Regions from separate parts of the Mus musculus genome. Here all the other regions are linked to region 2. Evidence: chromatin loops called from intact Hi-C (ENCODE). Cell type or tissue: left cerebral cortex. All regions are shown on one strand. Links, peaks and the distances in the headings refer to the core of each region. The heading gives the core; the rest is flanking DNA.

Region 1 (6,163 bases), core at 1-5,000, 220 kb after region 2:
ACACACAAGTAACGCTGAACAGATTCAGCAGGTTGTGTTGACACTTTTATTCATTTGTAAAGCTGTAAGTGTGGGAGGGAATAGGGGAAGGCAAGGGGATGGTTGCAGGGAGGAGAGAGGGGGAAATGACATGATTATTAATTGTATTTTAATTAAAAATAAGCCAGTCGCTGTAGAATGAAGGGAAAACGTTTGTTCTTCTCAGGTGGGAACAACAACCCATTGTTTCTCATATAAAGAAGAGTGACCTTGGCGGGAACAGTCACAAACACAGCCTTTGTTATGGCTCTTGTCTTTGTTGGAAGGTTTTTGAAATATGGCCCGACACTAATGGCTCAGGCTGGCTTTGAACTTATGGCATCTTCCTGCCTCAGCCTCCAAAGTGTTGTGAAGATTTTTATCAGTACTCAGACTTGGAACAAATAAAGAAGGAACTGGAGAAATGGCTCAAGTGTCGAGAACACTTTAGTGCTCTTACAGAGGACTCAAGTTCAGTTCCCAGGACCCACATAGTGATACCCTGTCTGGAAAAAATATGAAAAATTAAAATAAAATAAGGACCTCTTTGTCCTCGGATCTTTCCTCTCTCTGGATGAATACATTTCTTTTACAGTACTGGAGATTGAACCCAGGGCGTTGAGCATACTAGGCAAGCCACTCAGCCACACCCTTGGCACTCTCCTGTCTGTCATCTATAATTTAATGTCTATTAAGAAGCAGTGCCATTTGGTGGGTTTGTGGTGTCCCGTGTCTCAACCAATATGCTGCGTGGCACGCATCTTTACCAAGCCACACTTTAGTACTACAGGACAGCCATTCACATGTGTCAAAATATTTAGCACCAACTACTAGTTAAAGTGTCAGTCCTCATTTAAGATAACCTCACGTCAAAACAGACAGAAGGCACACACTGGAGTGATCAACTGGAACACTTGTCTTCCAGGCTGTTCCTAGAATATGTGTGTGCTCCCGAAGCAGACGCCTCAAAACCCAGCTTGATCTTGGGTAGCGGGAGCCACCTGCTCTTTCCCAGTCCCCCGAGCCGACTCTTGGTTATCCTCATCACATCCTTTTCTATTCCTTAACCTTTCTGAATGCCTTGTATCTGAAACCCAGGGATCCTGGAATGAAAACCCAGTGCTTCTCAGCTATTACCTAGGCACACGGGGCAAGGAATTGAAGTAAAACTGGAAAGGGGCCGGCTTTATCGATTGCATAGGCAATGTTCTCCAAAGAGGAGGGCAGACCTTCCTGTCGCTTCATGGACACGTAGTGCTCCGGAGAACTGAAAGTCTGAAAGCAAGAAGAAGCTGAAAGTCCACAGAGGAAGGAAGGAAGATCGCCCTTTTGTGAGGAGGAAGAGAACTGAGGACTAAGAGGAGCCAAAGACAACCTGTAAAAGCAAGAAATACCAAGAAAGAGGGAAACTCCCGTTCGCCTGAGTCATCACCAAACATACTGTGCTGCGTCAGCTTTAAAGCGAGTGCCGTGGATTCTCCGAGAGAGGTCGCAGGGACATTGGCTGCTGGAACTTTAGCTTGTCATGAGCCCTCTGTGCCTGAGTTCGCACACCAACTTCAGGCAGAATGCTAGAAGTGCCGGGGACTCCAATTTCCATCAGGGTAAATCTGTAGTGCCAAAAATGAGCTGGGAAATACTATGAAGCTGGGGTGGGGGGCAAACCAAAGAGGGGGAACCCTCATCCTGCTTCCATGCTCATGGGGGATAAAACTACTGTCTGCATTCTACCTGAGCCTCCAGAAAAGCAGGCTATCCCAGTGTGAGCCAGGCCCAGGCAGGCCTCCATGAAGACTACGTAGAACTGCCTTTCATAGAAAAGGGAAAAAAAAAAACTCAGAACAGAAAGGGTTCTTTATTTGTTTCTAATTTCTAAAGACAAACAACCTTTGGAGAAAAAAAATTAATCTTTGTCAGTGCTCCGACTGGGAACAAATAAAGGTGCTAGAGAGATGGCTCAGTGGTTAAGAGCACTTTACTGTTCTTACAAAGGACCCAAGTTCCGTTCCCAGCACCCACCTCAGGCTGCTCACAACTGCTTGTCCCTCCAGCTTTGGAGGATCCCATGCCCTCTCCTGGCCTCATCAGGCACTGCACTCATGCGCACACATGATTAAAAATAAAAATTTTAAAGACAAAGGAAAGAGTTGAATGGAGCTGTTACACAATACGGCAAAGTCCAGGGCAGTGGGCTCTGCGTATGCTATTTCTTTTTAATGTATATGTGCGTGTGCCTGAGTGAGTTTATGTATACCACATGCATGCATATGACCATCAAGGCCAGAGGGTATCAGATCCTCTGGAACTGGAGTTACTGGCAGCTGTAAGCCACCTGCTGTGGTGCCAGGAATTGATCCTGGTCTTCTGCAGAAGCAGTAAGAATGCTCTCTCTAGCATCTTCTGTGCTAGTTGATTAGTTCTCAGATGATAGCACTTTGGAGACCGAGCAAGTAGATCTCTCTTGCTAGTTCTAGGCCAGCCTGATCTACATAGTGAGCCCCAGGCCATCTACAGCTTCATCGTGAGACTCTATCTCAGCAAATGAATTAATAAAGCTTTTAAGTCTAATTAGAAAGTACCTATAAAAAAAGACATGTATAGACCAAGCACGGAGGCACACACCAATAATCGCAGTACCTCAGTGGTAGAGGCCGGATGATCAGGTAGATCACTGTGGTGATTTAAATATGTTCGGGCCATGGGAACTGGCAATATTAGGAGGTATGGCCTTCTTGGAAATAGTCACTGTGTCACTGTGGGGGGAGGTTTTGAGGACTCTTCCTAAGGTCAAGCTCTTCCCAGTGTGGAATGAGACCCTCCTTCTGGCTGTCTGCAGAAGAGAGCCTCCTTCTGGCTGCCTTCCAATTAAGATGTAGAATTCTATTTTCTTTCTTTCTTTCTTTCTTTTTTTTTTTGGGGGGGGGGAGTGGGTTTTTTTTGTTTTGTTTTGTTTTGTTTTGTTTTGTTTTTTTGGTTTTTCAAGACAGGATTTCTCTGTGTAGTCCTGGCTGTCCTGGAGCTCACTCTGTAGACCAGGCTGGCCTCGAACTCAGAAATCCGCCTGCCCTTGCCTCCCAAGTGCTGGGATTACAGGCATGCGCCACCACTGCCCAGCCAAGATGTAGAATTCTCATCTCCTCCTGAACCATGTCTGCCTACAGGCTGCCATGCTTCCTGCCGTGATAGTGGACTGAACCTCTGAAATTGTAAGCCAGCCCCAATTAAATGTTTTCTTTTATAGGAATTGATTTGGCCATGGAGTCTCTTCCCAGCAATGGAAACCCTAAGGCAATCTCTGTCAAGCATAGCATGTCCTAGGCTCCATGAGTCTCTGTCTCAAGAAAGTCAAAAATCAGGCCAGCAAGATGGCTCAACAGGTAAAGGTGATTGCCATGAAAGCCGGGTGACTTGAAGTCAATTCTCAGAACCTGTATGGAGGAAGGAAAGAACAAATTTCCAAACTTGATCTTTGACCTCTTCTAGCTCAACAGTGGCTGGCATACACCCACACTTACACGCACACACACACACACACCAATAAATAAATAAATAAATAAATAAATAAATAAATAAATAAATAAATAAATAAAACTTTGACCTCTTCTAGCTCAACAGTGGCTGGCATACACCCACACTTACACGCACACACACACACACACCAATAAATAAATAAATAAATAAATAAATAAATAAATAAATAAATAAAACACACACATATAGAAACTTCTTGAAAAATCAAAAACAAAGATAAGTGATAGTTCTGTATATGTGTAGAAGTGGGACACAGCAGCACGGCCCTGAGAACAGCCATTATCTGAGGAAGAAACAAAACTTAATAATCTTGCATTTGAGACACTCAGTTGCGTGTTTTAAAGCATAAATTATTCATAAAAGGCGAGGAATCCAGCCACTTGGGTGCACCAGGCACCATCAGAACTGATCATTAACTAATTGAGCAGCAGTAATTGATCACCAGTCACTTCTTATACCAAGCCCCTTTGGTGTCTTGTTCTACTTACATTACAAATTGCCCTGGCATCGATAAAGCAGAAACCCCCAGCCATCTGGCCTGGCCTGTATTCCGGCGTGCCAGGTTTTCAAAGGACCAGGGTCTAAAGACTGACATTTGGGGTTCCTGTGTCTTCCCCTTACTCTCTCCCTGATGTCTCATTGATTCTGATGTCTTCTTTATCTGAGTTAAAACTTTGTATATTGCTATAACCCAAGACTCTCCTTGGTAGAGCTGCCGGGAACTTTCTTCAGTGGGAATGGCAAAACCTCTCTCTATTTGTTTTCCTAGTGGCTGCACAGAAACTAAGACCACCTTCAAAGCTCTACATCCAAAGGAGGCTTGTCTCGCCAACCCAGACACGAGGGCGCACTTTGTGTCCTTACTACCTATTTGTCTCAGCAAAGGACTGAGGAGCCTGCAGTCGCTGCTGGATGGCCTGAGGGAGATGTTATCCTTTTCCCAACTTAAATTTTGAGCACTAAAGTACCTGAAAACATCTACCATCTACCTATTAAAAAAAAATAGATGGAATTGCAGCAGCACACTGGTGTTTTGTACAATACACATCCTTTTCAAATGTTGTTTTTCTGAATTTTTTCTTTTCAGTCCCAAACGGAAAATGAAGCAAGCCTGCATAACAAACACAAGGGCTGGAATGTTATTCTCTGTGTGAAATTTTACAGCAACAATTATTTTTAGTAACATCTGGGCCAAATGTTCTCGCTGGACTTGGTTTATTCTGAAATTGGACACTATGCAATACCAGGATGAAACACACAAACCCACAGTCCTAGGCTACAAATACCTCTAGAGTTAGAATTAATATGCTATCCTACATATCAACTAAGTTTCGGTAAGGGCAAAATTTGGAATGTGGAACAATTACGGTCTTTTCTGAGCAAAGTAAAACATTTTGTGACTACAAAAAAAAGGAGAAAAATCTACTTTTCAAGTCCACTTGCTCTCTGTCGGGGATGGTTTAATGTTTCCTTCATTCACAGTTCTATTATGGATGGTTTAATGTCCCATTTGTTATAAAAAGCCAATAATATCAAGTCCCAAAGGGAAAGGCACAAAGTACAGCGTCAATGCTTCAGCTAAATGGGGACAGATGTGTGTGTCCAACTTCTACAGTCTATTTGTCTCATTAGCAGCACCTGAGTCCCATAATTACACTTCACACACACACATACACAATGTTGGGGGTAAAACCCAAGACATCACATGTAGGTCTACCCCTGCATTTTCTTTTTTTGTTTGTTTGTTTGGTTGGTTGGTTGGTTGGTTTTGGATTTTCGAGACAGGGTTTCTCTGTGTAGCCCAGGCTGTCCTGGAACTCAATCTGTAGACCAAGCTGGCCTCAAACTCAGAAATCCTCCTGCCTCTGCCTCCTGAGTGCTGGGATTAAAGGCATGCGCCACCACGCCCAGCACCCCTGCATTTTCTGATGCAGGATCTTGCTATGTAGCCAAGGCTGGACTTGAAATCAAAATTCTCCTACCTCTTGCGTGTCATAGACCTAATGCCAAGAGTATACTTTTTGCTGTATGTTTGTTTGCTAGTCTTTTTCAAGACACAGTTTCTCTGTGCAGTGCAGGCTGTCCTGGAACTTACTATTTAAACCAGGCTGGCCTCAGAACTCAAAGATCCACCTACCTCTGCCTCCCAAGTGCTGGGATTAAAGGTGTGCACCACCATGTCCAGCTCCAAGAGTACTTTTAAGTGTCTAAAACAAGACCCCAATAACGTGAGTTCTGAATGCATGGCCTGAACGGACTTCAAAACCCAACTTAGTAAAAATTAAAACACAAGCAGTGTGGTTCAAATCAAGTTTTATTTTCTATTTTCTCTTAACATGGTAAGGACTCCTGAGCTGGAATCTCGGCTTACACTTCTCCAGCTGGACTCTCCCTGGTGCTGGCTCTGCAAACAACCAAAATCCTGGTCCAAATACTCTGGGAAAAGGATAACATTTGGCCCTTCTCTCCAGAGGCTTAGAGACACCAAGGGCAAGTGGGTAGCAAAGTATTGGAACTCAAAGACACGGGTGAAATGTAAAGCAGGGAAATATAATAAATACGATATTCCATCTCTCTAGACCTACAGGAACAAGTATCTGATCAGCATGATAGA
Region 2 (7,888 bases), core at 1,100-6,099:
ATCCCAGCAACCACATGGTGGCTCACAACCATCCATAACAAAATCTGATGCTCACTTCTGGAGTGTCTGAAGACAGCTTCAGTGTATTTACATATAATAAATAAATAAATAAATAAATAAATAAGAAAATAGTAAACATAGTAATAAACCACATAAATTATGTATAATTTACATACCAAAAATCTATTACTTGTACACACTAATTCAAAGCAGCCACACCTACCCATGCTAGGACTCCAGAAAGACAGAAATTAAATTCTCAAGTGTCCTAACAAGGACCATAACCAACCTCCATGAGTTCTGTTGACTTAGCTTCAGCAGAGAGAGCTCTGTTAGTAATAAACAAAAGCTCCTATCTTCTGTTGGCAGAATTTAGGAGAATACTTGTAGTCAAATCACATGACCTGGCAAAATTAAGACAAGAGTCACAGTATAGACTATACCATCCCAATAGAGAAACTGAAAGGCTTACTTTGAGAAAAGTCCAATGAGGTGGGCAAAAAATAGATAATTGGGACTCTCAGCTGTGTGTGGAATAACAAGGAATACTAATGCTTGCCTAGAGAAGGCCAAGTAATCATTCATCAAGACTTTGTAAACAACGTTGATTTGATCCACAGCACAAGCTATTATATCAAGAAACAAAATTAAACATGTAGATAGTAGAGTCCCACACTGAATCTGAGCGGATTGATGCCCAGGCTATCCAGAAACCCATTTCCACAAGTTCTATAGCAAAGTTGGCTTATCCCCTTAGAAGTGCTTTCCCTACTTTGGAAAATCAAAATTCAACAATAATTGCACATGGATCACTGAAGATTGCCGTGCCCAACCTCATCAGAAGATTAACATCACATAAATTATGAGATGACCAGAAAACGAATTTTTAAAGGTCTGTAAATTTGGGAGTTGTCTTTAAAGACAACACATGAATACCATTCTCTACTTTTCTACCCCACTCTGGCTGACATGATGTTTAGAGCTTTGACTTTCAGAGCAAGCAGTGATGTGGAAATCTCATGGTGATGACACAGAGAAACAAGATAGAACTGTTGGGTACCTGTCCCCATGGATGCTAGAAGGACCAGTGAGTACCTGTCCCACGGATGCTTGACAACCCCAGATTTTCTCTGTCTGCATTTACTTCATATAACAACTACTGTTACATGAGAACAACTATTGTTGTTTTGGTGTTCATTAATTCCAGTAACCAATTGATGATCAATCTAATCAATTCAACAGAATTAGTGAGGATACCAGAAGCCCTTTCGGGATTGAGGAGGCCATTGCTATCCTTTTATTTTGCTTACTGCTTTTTAAAAATCTGAACATAGGATCTCTCACATGCTTGCCAGTGCTCTGTTACTACTGACCCATGTCTTCAGTCCCTCTGAATCCCTGTGAAGACCACATTCACATGAGGTCATGCCATCACAGTTTGCTTCATAAAACAGGAAAGACTGGCTGCTACAACAGGCATTTATTTAACTCCTGTCCTATGCCAAGTGCTCTTCATAGTTGGTAACTTTATAATTGAGATGAGCCCCTTAAGGTGCACGGGTAGACTGTTAAGACAGTTTTCTCAACCTGTCGGCACAGTACTATGGGGAAGGTGAATTCCAGTCAGATGACATGAGTCTGCCATAGGTTCTGAGAACTCAGTTGCTCCTGGTAATGGGGCAGTGGGCAGTGGAAGAAAAGGAGAGATTCCTCAGACACAGCACAGAGCTGGTGAGATACCTATCCAGTCTTACACATGAACACATGGGAAACTGAAGGGCTCCCTAAAATACCAGGGTGGAGAATGGAGCCATTCCCAAAACAAGCTCTTCTCCAGAGGGAGAAAGCCTGTGTTAAATCCATTTTGTGTATACCTAAGGCAAGTTAGGTCTGAGAAAATTTGGACTTCTGCATGTTTTGAGTAGTCTGGAGTCTACAAGAATGTATATGGAGTATTGCTCACCAACCTAACGGTGTTAGGGAGTCTTGGAACTTCAGGAGATAATGGGGACATAAAGGGGGTTAACACCCTTCTCCCAGTAACAAACTTATTATGTCAAGGGACTGTATTAGTGAGTCAAAGGGAGTTAGACTTTCTCACTGGCTCTCTGGCTTCGTTACTCATATATGATCTCCTCTGCATGTGGAAACATGTAGAAACTTCTCTGCTATTCATGTAGGAGCATGCAGATTTCGCCAGGAGCCAGCAGACCTGCACCGTGCTCCTAGCCTTCCAGAACAGTGAGCTAAAAGAACCTCTTTTCTTTATGAGTTAACTACTCTCACGTACTGATTCCATCTTTCACTGCCTGAAACACCATATTATAAAGCGGCACATACAAAACCTGTAAGAGAATATAACTAGAACCATGCATAGACAGTGAGAAGCATGGCATACATATCTACACCAGAAACTGAGGCAGAGAGTAAAGATTACGGGCAGGGGGAGGAGCAGGCTAGGAAAGAGGTGGGCTAGAAGGTTTAAGAAAATTTAGTGCTAAAATTTGTCATATCTATCTCAAAATTGGTCCTGACCAATACAAGTATTTGAAGCATCTTGGTAAATATAATAAACTGAGAGCACATGTTTGTTTCACTTATTCTAACCTGGGCTTTTTGCGTGGTTCTCATCACACTGAAGAGGTCTCTCTTTCCTTTACTGAGGATAACACTGGACTAGCAGTGTGAACAGATATGCTCGAACATTCAGAGCTCAAGATCGGAGCACTTCCTGCCTTTCTGTCTGATGCTGACCACAGGTAATTCTCTCACCACTCAGCCTCACATTAGAATAGCTTTGCATTAGAATCCAAGAAAACTGAAAATTCCATTTTATGTACAATTTCATGTACAATTCTCCAGTACAATTTCCATTTGTATAATGTAAGAGTTCCTGGAATATTTAGGCAAACCTATAAGAGAAAGGCACACATCAGAAAGGATAGCAAAATGAATTTTTGACATATCAATCCTGCAGAAACAACAGAGAGAAATCGACCTCTTTTCATAGAAAATTGAATAAGTGCATAAAAGTATTGCTGCTGAAGCTGAAGTCCAGTGTGAAGCAACACAGCTTCAGAACGGCTGTTCTAAATGTATTGAACTCACTGAAATGCATAAATGTTGAGTCTGGCTAATTGCACTGCGCAGTTTTTCTTTGTAAGTTCTTTGCCATTAAATTATTTAGAAAGAAAGAAAGAAAGAAAGAAAGAAAGAAAGAAAGAAAGAAAGAAAGAAAGAAAGAAAGAAAGAAAGAAAGAAAGAAAGAAAGAAAGAAAGAAAAGCAATATAGACCTGTGTGTTATCTGTGAGGAAAATCCTGGCCAATGTGTGCATTAAAGCACCATCAGTCTCAGAATGCTCCTCCCATCTAGGACAACCCAAGACAAGCGAGGCAGATCCCACGTCCCTTAATGGGAGAGCTAACGGTCCATTCCATCAACCCCCCACTAATTAAATGTGTGGCTTGTGCTTTTGGTTTTCTACTGTAGCTTTGGGAAGCAGCAGAGTTGCTATTCTTCAAAGTCACCACTGGAGGGCAGTCACACTGCAGTATGCATCCCAGCCACACCCTACATTTTAAAACAAAACAACTCCCCCACTCCGAACTACAGCAACAAAACAATATTTCTTGAATAAGCATAAATAAACATATACAAATCTACCCTACATCTTAAAGTTCAGCACAAGGACAGAGTTTGGCTGGGAGAAGATGGCATTAATTCTGACACTCCCTTCTGATTAAACACATCTATCCATCCCAAGATAACTAAATATGGTTCTTATCTTGAATATAGTGATGGATTTATGGTCTGTGCATATGTCAAAGCTTATCAAATTGTACACTATATTTAATATAGTGTCCTCTGCATATCTATGTCAGCTACATCTTATAAAACATGTAAACACAAGAGTAAGCAGCTTTAACTTTACAGTAGCTATAGGCTCCTCCTAACTGCAGCAAATTCCTTCTGGTCCTCTTAACGCTGGAAATAATTATTTTGAATCTGTAACCAAAGCTCTCCCTTTAGATCTGTGACCACATTTATAATTCTTATTATGTGGGCTTGGTTCTCTTGAGACCGTCTCTTTCCTAATGACTTAAGAGTCTTTGTTTCAGAGATGTGTTGATAAGAAAGGCTGTTATCTATTTATGAAACCAATGCTTAAGCAAAACAGTGCTCCCCAGTTTTTAAGAAACTGCTCCCTTCTTCTCTTTCTCCCTTCATTTTAAAAAATGACTAGCCTCCTCTGCAGGATGTGATTTTCAGACATATATACGGAAGGGAAAATTTGCCTAACTTAATTTACATCCACTTTAATATGCAACTCAATTTAAATATTTATTCAGTGTGTTGGCTGCGTGCTCACTAAGGAAATTTATCATCACCAATAATGAGAAACAAAACACAGCGAGGGGAGAAAGGCCCAAGGAGATTTCCTATTTTTAAAAGCAACTTAATGCAATCAAGTTCAAGGTACCTGGAAATTGGGGCAGATTTCCAGACAAAGAATTATCAAGTTCTTGGTTATCATAGATATCATAGAGTCAGTGCTTTGAGCTCTACTACCAAAAAAGAAAAGAATCAAATTTCAGTGATTTTTTTTTATTTTGGTTTATTTTATTTTTGAGACCAGGTCATAATGTATCCCAGGTTAGCCCCAAAGCTACTATGTGACTGAGGATGACCCTGAAGTTCTAATCCTCCTGAAGTTCTAATCCTCCTGCCCCTACCTCCCTGGTGCTGGGATGACAGGCACCTACTGTCACCCCTTTCATGTAGTGCTAGGGAAGGAAACCAGGGCTTCCTGCTTGCTGGAAGAGCCTGACCCTGGGAGGTCTATCCCCAGTTTCTTCAGAGAAGTTTTAAATGAAGAGTTGAGAGAGTGAAATTCCTCTCTCTACCCTGTAAGGAGCTGTCCTTTGTCCTCCATCAGTCACCAAGGGCGCCTCTGTACCAAACAGAAAGGTGGCTTAGCAGAAAAAAACAATAGCGGAGTCTTCTTGAACATTTTTTAAACTATTATTTCTCGAGATAGGGTCTCAATATCTATGCCAGGATGCTACTGAAGTCCACAAGTTGCCCATGGAGGCCCTGTACTCAAAATGCTTCTGCCTCGGCCTCCTGCATGCTGTGATTACAGGTGAGCCCCACCACATCCAACCCTTGTCTGGAGCTCTAATACACAGCCAGCTTTGTTACACACTGACCAGGTTTTCAAATAAGCAATTGCTTCCTGAAGGAAAACGGGTTCTGGGTTAGAACTGTTTAGGGCTATTTGGGTATGTTTCTGTGGCTAAAACAGAAAGATAGTAATCTGAACTATTTTCCTGATCTTCTAAATGTCTCCAGTCTAGGGATCTGAAACCTCAGGCGACCTGACCCTGCCTCCCTGCTCTCACACATTCGGATAGTGTGCACAGTACCTGACCGTTACTTATCTAGCAATCTATAAGGGTACTAAAGGAAGCCCAAGCATCGTATGTGTCATATAGCAGCCACAAAAATCTCAAGTCGTTAAATGAGCAACACAGGGGCAGAAGAACTGTGAAGGAATATGGCTGGTTGAATCCAGCACCAGTAGCTGTTCGGTTGGACTCTTTAAGTCATCTTAGAAATCTTGTCTTCTGGAGTTTTAAAAACCAAGTGTATGTATCTGTATATTTGAGAGCAAATTCTTTCTTTTAATATTTATTTATTATGTATACAATGTTCTGCCTGCATGTATGACTGTAGGTCACTAGAGGGCACCAGATCTCATTATAGAAGGTTATGAGCCATGATGTGGTTGCTTGGAATTGAACTCAGGACCTCTGGAAGAGCAGACAGGGCTCTTAATCTCTGAGCCATCTATCCAACCCAAGAGCGATGTCTTAACCCATTTGTCATTCAATCTATAGGATAACGCCATACACAGAGAAACCATAATTAAAGTAACCACTGAACACAGTTATTATCCATGTCTTCGGTACTTAATATACATTGTTTTTTACTTTCTTGCAATAATATGAAGTAGACACTATTATCTCTCTTTTATATGCAACTAAATGATGATATCAAGTTAATTTGCCCATAATTAAACTTTAGTTACTGGCAATGGATGAAGGGAAGTAAAATACATAATGTAGTCAATCTTAGAGGTTATACAGTTAATTTGAGGCGTAATCCAGTCTCTCTTGCCTGGTACTTGTCCAGATTCAACAGATATAGAATCAGCCACAGGTATAAACACAAATTCTGTCTCTGTAACTCTGGGATCTGAAACATGATACATCTCTCTCTCTCTCTCTCTCTCTCTCTCTCTCTCTCTCACACACACACACACACACACACACACACACACACAACCCAGACTATCAGACTGGTTTGAGGACAGTTGAATTAGTGAAGACTCAGGTCATTGTTACCTCCAGAGTAGCCACGATACTTCTTAACATCACTGTTCATGTGCACACCACACACACACACACACACACACACACACACACACCTCACAGCCCCACATAGATGAAATGTTATAATGTGTTTGCTGTTTTGCATAGTGAGACTCATATTTAGTGCCAGATGTCATTCTAAATAAACTGAAATATTCTCACCCTGGTTTTCATCTTTGCACATGCCCACACCTTAAAAATAACTCGAGTACACTGACACCATTCAGACAGCCTGGGATAAGAGAAGCCATGACAACAGCAACACATGTCTTTATTTTATAAGGAAACTTCAGTTTCCATCTAGCTTCACTCTGGCTAATTTTGTTACCTGTCATTATAATATCTATGATAATAAATCCTTAAGTCTCATTTAGACTGTCACAAAGTTTGCTTAAAATGGCTTTAAAATAAGAGAGAGAGAGAGAGAGAGAGAGACCATTTTGAAATTTGGTGGCAGCTGTGACATGTTTGAGAGGTAAGGAGAGAGACTTGGAAAAATGGCCATGGTAAACAAACGCCTGTTCTTTGCAAGTCACCCAAAGGGTCTCTCTCTCTCTCTCTCTCTCTCTCTCTCTCTCTCTCTCTCTCTCTCTCTCTCTCTCGCTGTGTTCCAGTGGTCTAATCTAGGGACCTCTATCTCTAGATGGAGATGGCACAACACAGTTGACCACTGACAGTTACTGTGATTAAAAAGCAATTTGAGTAATTTTTCTACAGTATTGATCCATTCCATTCCTCTGATATCAAAAACAGAAGTCTTAAAATTTTCATTTCATTAAAAAAAAAATCACAGATTTTTGCCAGGCATGCCTGTCACAATTGGGAGCCTGAGGGATTGGGACCAGGAATCTAAGGCCAACCTGGCCTGCATAGGGAGACCATGTCTTGAAATTTTAGAAAATAAAAAAAAAAAAAACTAAAAGATTTTTAAAAAATCAATTCATATGACAATAACTAGAACATGACAATAACTAGATTTTGGAGTAAGTTTAATAATGATAAACTTGTAGAACATAGAATACAAATCAAGATCCTGGAAGTCTGACTCAGTGTGGTTAAGAACACTTGTTCTAGCAGAGGTCTGAGGTTCGCTTCCCAGAAGTCACATGGTGGCTCACAACAACCTGCAAGTCCAGTTCCAGGGCATCCAACACCCTCTTCTAGCCTCTGCAGGCTCCAGGCATTCACACAGCGCACACAACATTCAGGCAATCAAAACATTCACACACACACATAAAAGCGTATTTTTTAAAAAAGCAGATTATACATCAAACTCCTAGGAAACCCAACATTTGATCAAAAGATTTGACCATGCTTGGTTTAATTTGTCTAAATTTTTAAATTCAGAGTTTAAGGTAATTTGGACTTACAATTAACACCGCCTCCCTTTTTTAAAAATAGCTTTACAAGGGTGGTGAGGGTGGTCAAAAATCTCAGGTTGGGTTGGCCTGG
Region 3 (6,163 bases), core at 1-5,000, 75 kb after region 2:
GAGTTATAAACTGGGCGTGGTGGCGCACGCCTTTAATCCCAGCACTTGGGAGGCAGAGGCAGGCGGATTTCTGAGTTCGAGGCCAGCCTGGTCTACAAAGTGAGTTCCAGGACAGCCAGGGCTATATAGAGAAACCCTGTCTCAAAAAACCAAACCAAAAAAAAAAAAAAAAAAAAAAAAAAAAATCTATTGGCCAAGGTTAGAGCAGAGACTCTTAAACCCCCAGAGTCCTTAAGTGGCTTAGCCACTCCCAACTTGCTATGCCCAAATTTTTTCCACATGGCATTGCTGTCTATCTTCTCCTCTGAAGAGATGCTGGAAACGGTACCTTCACCCTGTTTGACTCTGGAGGGCTCTGGTTCCGTGTTTGTGGGATAGCAGATTAAACCATGTGCTATCAGAAAGCCGGGAAACCACTCACACTGCGTTCCCAGCTGAAGGATTGGAAGCTGCCCAGGGGAAGAAATGCTGTTCCACGCTGAACTGCTCCTGTGTACAAAAGACTCTTTTCACCCGGGCTTAGGGAGGTGAAACAATGCCCTCTGCTCTCCTTACTCGCAGCCTCTCGCATTCCAAGCATTCAGCAGAAACAGCTGCTCTGTCCTGGGCGGGGCGCAGGCACCAGGCCCCACTGCATTCCTGAGAAAACGCCGCCTGCGCTGTAAAGTATTGGCCTGGAGCTCCACCTCCAATAAAAACTTGCAAAATCCAGGGGGGGGGGAGAAGGAAGAGCAATCTCTAATTTCCCCGTACAGCATCCGGGTTTTGAATCCCTGCTCGGCAAGTGGACTTTTCCCCATTCTCCCCACTCCTCAAAGAAATCCACTAAGATTCTTGCTTGTTCTGAAGGAACATAGTTCAGATGAATTTAGCCATCAGAGCTCCTCTCAGCGCTGACCAGATGGCTCCGCACTAGCTGCACGCGCCTGGTGACCTGAGTTGGATCTCCACATCCCATGTAAAAGATAGAACGAGAGAAAAGACGACACAAGTTGTCCTCTGACCTCTATATATGCACAGGCAGTCACACGAGCATATGCACACACACACACAAACACACACACACACACACACACACACACACACGCGCGCGCGCGCGCGCGCACGCACGCAGGGAGGGAGGGAGGGAGGGAGAGAGAGAGAGAGAGAGAGAGAGAGAGATCAACTAAACTCCCAGTGCTGAAAAAAAATTAAATTAAAACGAAATAATTTAAGAACTACCAAAAATGTATGATCTTCTTTGACTCAAGCTAATTAAAATATATTAACAAAAAAGTACAAAATGGGCGAGTAGAGTTGCGAGGATTTAGGAGAAGAAAGTACTTCGTATAACAGTCAGATAAAAACATTATTTTACGTTATAAAATGCTAAAAATAGGATGTGTCTTAATATGGGATTCAAAGACATTCAAAGCTATTTCGGTGCCACCTGTGTCATTCCAAACACCAAATCCTACGCCCATTTCTGAACCTCAAGGCTAGTGCCCTTTCTTTCCCTTGCAGGGCAGCATCTGATGGGTGTCAGTACATGGACCCCAGCGTAAGGAATGCCGCAGGAGTCTACGACTAGTCAGGGGCAGACCCATCAACACACCCATTTAGGCATAGTTACAAATGCTCGCTAGAAATATAGAATCACAAACATAAACTAACGAGTTAAGCATGGGAATGCACATGCGCAATCCATGCATGTGCAAGTCAGAAGACAACTCGCAGGAGTTGATTCTCTCTTACAATGTTGGTCCTAGGGATCATATTCAAGTTGTTGGACTGGTGGGGGCCCTAGAGTGCTTTAGGTCCTATAACAAAAAACAAACAAACAAGCAAGCAAGCAAACAAAAAAAGGTATCTCTGTCGCTCTCTCTCAAACAAAAGGAAGATTCCGTGTGTCAGATCCTATCAGGCACTGACATCGTGTTGAATATCATTAAAACTTTTTCATACACAGATGGCCTTCTTATGCTCAAAATAACTGCTAATCTGTGTTCATAAATAGCTTACCTCCTAGTTCATTTTTATTCTTTCAAGCCAATTTTAAAAACTAATGTGAGAAAAAAAAAGAGAACTGACTATATTTGCACAACCATCAAACACAAGTTTATTCGCGCCTCCCCCCCCCACCCCGAGGTATTTTATGTGTTGCCTGATTTATTTATCTATGAAAGGTAAATGATACCATTTAGTGGGAAACATAAATAATACTATTTAACTGAATATATTATTTTTTGAAAAATTGATTTTTATATATATAGGCTAATTTTAAATGGAAAAAGGTATATTCCCAATTTTATTTTACATATGTAGGGATTATTTTTCAAGTGTTTTCTATGTATCTATTTCACACTGTGATATTGATGGAGAATTGGTAAGGACTTTTGATTTAATGTTTTTGAGAAATATGTGTTCATATAACATGCTAAAATAAGAAAAGGCTTGAAGTAGATTGCTAGCCAACTCCTCCAATTATAGAACTTGTCTATACATAGATCTTTAAATGTAAGAGTATGCAAAGGCCTTAAATGTATTAAAATGAAAAGCTCTGAAGTCTAATCTTATGTGCTGAAGGGAAACAGCGTGCACAGTTGTCCTCTCTCATGACTTCATTCGAGCCTGGTTCTCAAAATATAAGACCCAGCTTCACTTTATATGTGTCCAAAATACATCCTTAGAAGAAAAATTTAAAATTATAATTATAATGAAGGGTCACAGAGGAGTATAGAAATAATGAATGAAATTGTTGTGAAAATTTTTAAAGGCTGTCTTTAAAAATCGGTTATCCTGGTCTATTTATTTCTACCCAATGAACTGGAGAACATTGAAGGAATGGTGCCCGCCGTGGGTCTGCCCTTTAGAAGCAGGGATAGAAATGGAGTTGCAACCCTTCGCTGAAACCCTGTCAGGGATGACTGGAGAAACCTCTCTGCTGCCTCTCATGGTCTTCTCCCTGCCTCTCAGGATGTCAGGCAGAGAAACTATGTAATTGTCTCAGTCCATGATCTCTAGAGCTTTTGTTTGAGTTGGTTCCGGTTATGACCCCGAAAATCACCTCACACACTGAGTCTCAGAGAAGTGGGAAAGGTTCAGGTCTGAACTTCAAATGTCTGAGCTGACAGGCTGTCAAATAGTAAAGAGTGATTTAATATCTCTCTCTTCCATCGGCCTTTCTCTTCAAAGAGCATGCCCAACTCCCGCGACATTGATTTTTTAACATAATGGTCCCTTAGAGATCTTTCTCCCAAGGAAAACTAGGCATTTTAATTGTAAGCTGATGTTTTGATTGATGCTTAGCAACTAATATCTTTCAAGTATGGTCCTCACCTCAAAATAGACTTCATTTCAAATTTCCTCTTAGTCACAACTACTAGATCTGGGAAATGGCTTCCTGTCAAGCAGCCTGTGTTTTATATCATTAATTCCGGCCACTTGCCTCAGGCTACAGCTACTGGTCTTGTCAGTCTGAGCACAGAGACGCCGAATCTGACTGGCACCCATGGCTCCTTAAAAATCGAATGCATTGAACATTTCAGCTTGTTATTTTCAACGGAAATATAATTGAGAGTTGTGACGAATTCCTACAGTTCTCACACCCAACGTGGAACTTTCCTTTTTTATTATCCCCCTACATCCACATAAGAAAGAATATCTGGGCAGCCCTTTGCTCTGCCGCCACCACATCCAATTACTCAGAGAATGAGTGTTCTCAGTACCAGAGGATCAGGTCTGATGGGTCACTTGACACTAAGATAACAGTAGAGGAAAACGCTCAGCGCAATGGGGCGGATGCCACAGCCTTACGCACCATCGCTTCAAGAATAGCAAATGCCATGAAAATGGAAGGCTTCAGCTAACACTCCCCTTCACGAGCCATGCTTTCCCAATTCATCTTCAAGTGTGCTTCAGACAATTGGTGCATTAAAAACCATATGAAAACCTGCATGTTAATGAGAGATGCAAATCCAAAATTTGGATGGAAACCAAATAGCTTCAGGTTCTAGAGGTTCATACATGCTGTGTGTATCAGAAGAGCCAGTTAACTCAATTATAGACTGCAAAAAAAGATAATAAAAAAAGAATTACAACCCTAATTTCCTAATGTCTTCTCTTTTTATGCCAGGCTAAATTAGGGGCTTCACCTTATAGAATTTATCCATCAAAAACCATGAAACTATAGGTGCTTTATTCTGAGATCCACTTATTTTTCAGAAAGAATTTTTGCACGCTGGGGGTAGTGGAGCATACCTGTAATTTTAGCACTTGACAATAGAGGTTCTGAGATATGTGAAAAGAGATTTTATCCCTGGGCAAGCCAGACAGTTCAATGGTTAAAGGTGCTTGCTGACAACCCTGACATTAGTTCAATTTCTAGGACTTACAGTTAAGAAGGAAAGAAAGAAAAGAAAGAAAAGAAAAGAAAGAAAGAAAGAGAGGGAGGGAGGGAGGGAGGGAGGGAGGGAGGGAGGGAAGAAAAGAAGGAAAGGAAGAAGATGGGCATTTGCCACATTTTTATGAGGATGTGAGCTGAGTTGCCCTGCATCTACATCAAAAGCTGGACTTGGTAATCCTAGCATTAGGGAAGTAGAAACGAACAGATCCCTGGGACTTGCTGGCCAGTCAGCCTAGGACAGTCAGTGAGCTCCTGGTCCCAGTGACAGACTCTGCATCAGAAAGAAAGAAAGAAAGAAAGAAAGAAAGAAAGAAAGAAAGAAAGAAAGAAAGAAAGAAAGAAAGAGAAGGAAGGAAGGAAGGAAGGAAGGAAGGAAGGAAGGAAGGAAGGAAGGAAGGAAGGAAGAAAGGAAGAAAGGAAGAAAGGAAGAAAGGAAGAAAGGAAAGGAAGAAAGGAAAGAGGAAGAAAGGAAAAAAGGAAGAAAGGAAGAAAGGAAGGAAGGAAGGAAGGAAGGAAGGAAGGAAGGAAGGAAGGAAGGAAGGAAGGAAGGAAGGAAGGAAGGAAGAGACAAAAATGGATAGCTCCATAGGAGCAACACCCAAGGCTGACGTCTGGTCTGCACATGCAGGCACATACTTACACACACACACACACACACACACCTGTGAAACCCCAAACTCCAACATTTTCAGATGAGCTCTCTAAGACCTCCTAGCCTCTGCCCATTACCTCCAATTACAGAAAACTTGCCCTGCACTAGAAATTTGAGGAGTTGGCAGGGCAGGGGGCCCTACATAATTTTTTTTTATATATACTCTTGAAAGCACTTGCTTCGTTTTTACTCTGAGAAACATACGGCTGTGGCTGCGAAGGTACTGACTTCTAAAGACAATCTCCCATATTCCTCCATAACTTGTATGGCCATGTGTGCTGGACACTGTTCATCAAGGACCCCAAATTTATACTGACCTGCCTAAAACCATCTAGGAAATAAATGAGCAAATGACCATGAAATGACTGGGTGTATGGGTGCCTCCCTGCGATCCCAGCACTCAGAAGGCCATGGCAGGAGGATTCAAGGTCAAGCCAGCCTACACTATATAGTGAGATCCTGCCTCAAACATGTGCAGGGCAAGCTAGACCACTTTTCTAGCATGCACAAGGATCTGAGTTGGGATAAATAATAGAATAATAATTAATAAATTATTAAAAAAAGGAATTCAGGAACACAATGTTCATGGAAAATTCACAGGATAGAACACTCCAGACTTATGATATTCCTGAAGCCTCTTTGTAAAATGGCAGCTTACCTAACAATAATCACAAGCTGGTATATTTTTGTTTGGGGGTTTTGTTTGTTTGTTTGGGGGTGTTTTTTGTTTGCTTGCTTGCTTTTTGTTTTTCTGGTGTTTTTGTTTCTTTTTTTTTTAAAAATGGGGAGTGTCTTAATGTTCAAATATTATCGTTTTTCATTATTCACTAATAGAAATAAGAATAGCAAACTGCAGGTAGCCAAAAGAGGAGCCAAGAATATTAATTCTCTGAATAGTCATATGAATGTACTCAACTGTAACATTTAATGCAACAGCTAGAAATCCAGCATGCAGGGAGGGCTTCACTAGCTCCAAGTTAGGTGTGCTTACAGTTTGACACAAGGGCGGAAAGGAAGCAATGTGAAATTTTAACTGATCACACTATTATTTACATTTTATTATTTACATGTGGCTCTAAATTAAGTCTTCTTCCCTAAACTTTATTGCATATGGTTTTGTAGGGGGG

What was found. A loop is a pair of places that touch in the nucleus more often than their neighbours do. Peaks named below come from ENCODE experiments on the same cell type or tissue, not always from the same donor. Only the 100,000 strongest peaks of a DNase experiment are listed, where the experiment ranks them.
Region 1: a loop joins it to region 2, with 2.2 times the contacts of the local background. A loop is called at or near these places in 3 of 42 quality-filtered maps.
Region 3: a loop joins it to region 2, with 2.1 times the contacts of the local background. A loop is called at or near these places in 5 of 42 quality-filtered maps.

Annotation. Positions count from the first base shown.
Region 1 is chr3:127,397,087-127,403,249 of GRCm38, forward strand. The region is part of intron 1 of Ank2 (ankyrin 2, brain); the gene reads right to left. It overlaps Gm52631 (a long non-coding RNA gene), which reads left to right. Exons shown (of 3, transcript XR_003954681.1): 2 at 3,260-3,395; 3 at 4,319-6,163. Gm46824 (a long non-coding RNA gene) reads right to left here and starts at 5,641. Exons shown (of 2, transcript XR_001783984.2): 1 at 3,617-5,641; 2 at 1-3,492. In left cerebral cortex, for the core only: a CTCF peak has its summit at 2,062 (motif pointing left); DNase peaks (open chromatin) are centred at 1,394 and 4,728; H3K27ac peaks cover 484 bases.
Region 2 is chr3:127,180,692-127,188,579 of GRCm38, forward strand. The region is part of intron 1 of Ank2 (ankyrin 2, brain); the gene reads right to left. Among named protein-coding and RNA genes, the nearest start is that of Gm16958, 23 kb to the left of the region's middle. In left cerebral cortex, for the core only: CTCF peaks have their summits at 3,532 (motif pointing right) and 5,740 (motif pointing right); a DNase peak (open chromatin) is centred at 3,547; H3K27ac peaks cover 755 bases.
Region 3 is chr3:127,257,185-127,263,347 of GRCm38, forward strand. The region is part of intron 1 of Ank2 (ankyrin 2, brain); the gene reads right to left. Among named protein-coding and RNA genes, the nearest start is that of Gm16958, 99 kb to the left of the region's middle. In left cerebral cortex, for the core only: no CTCF peak of the experiment used is centred there; DNase peaks (open chromatin) are centred at 535, 872, 1,585, 2,554 and 1 more place; H3K4me3 peaks cover 1,219 bases; H3K27ac peaks cover 1,762 bases.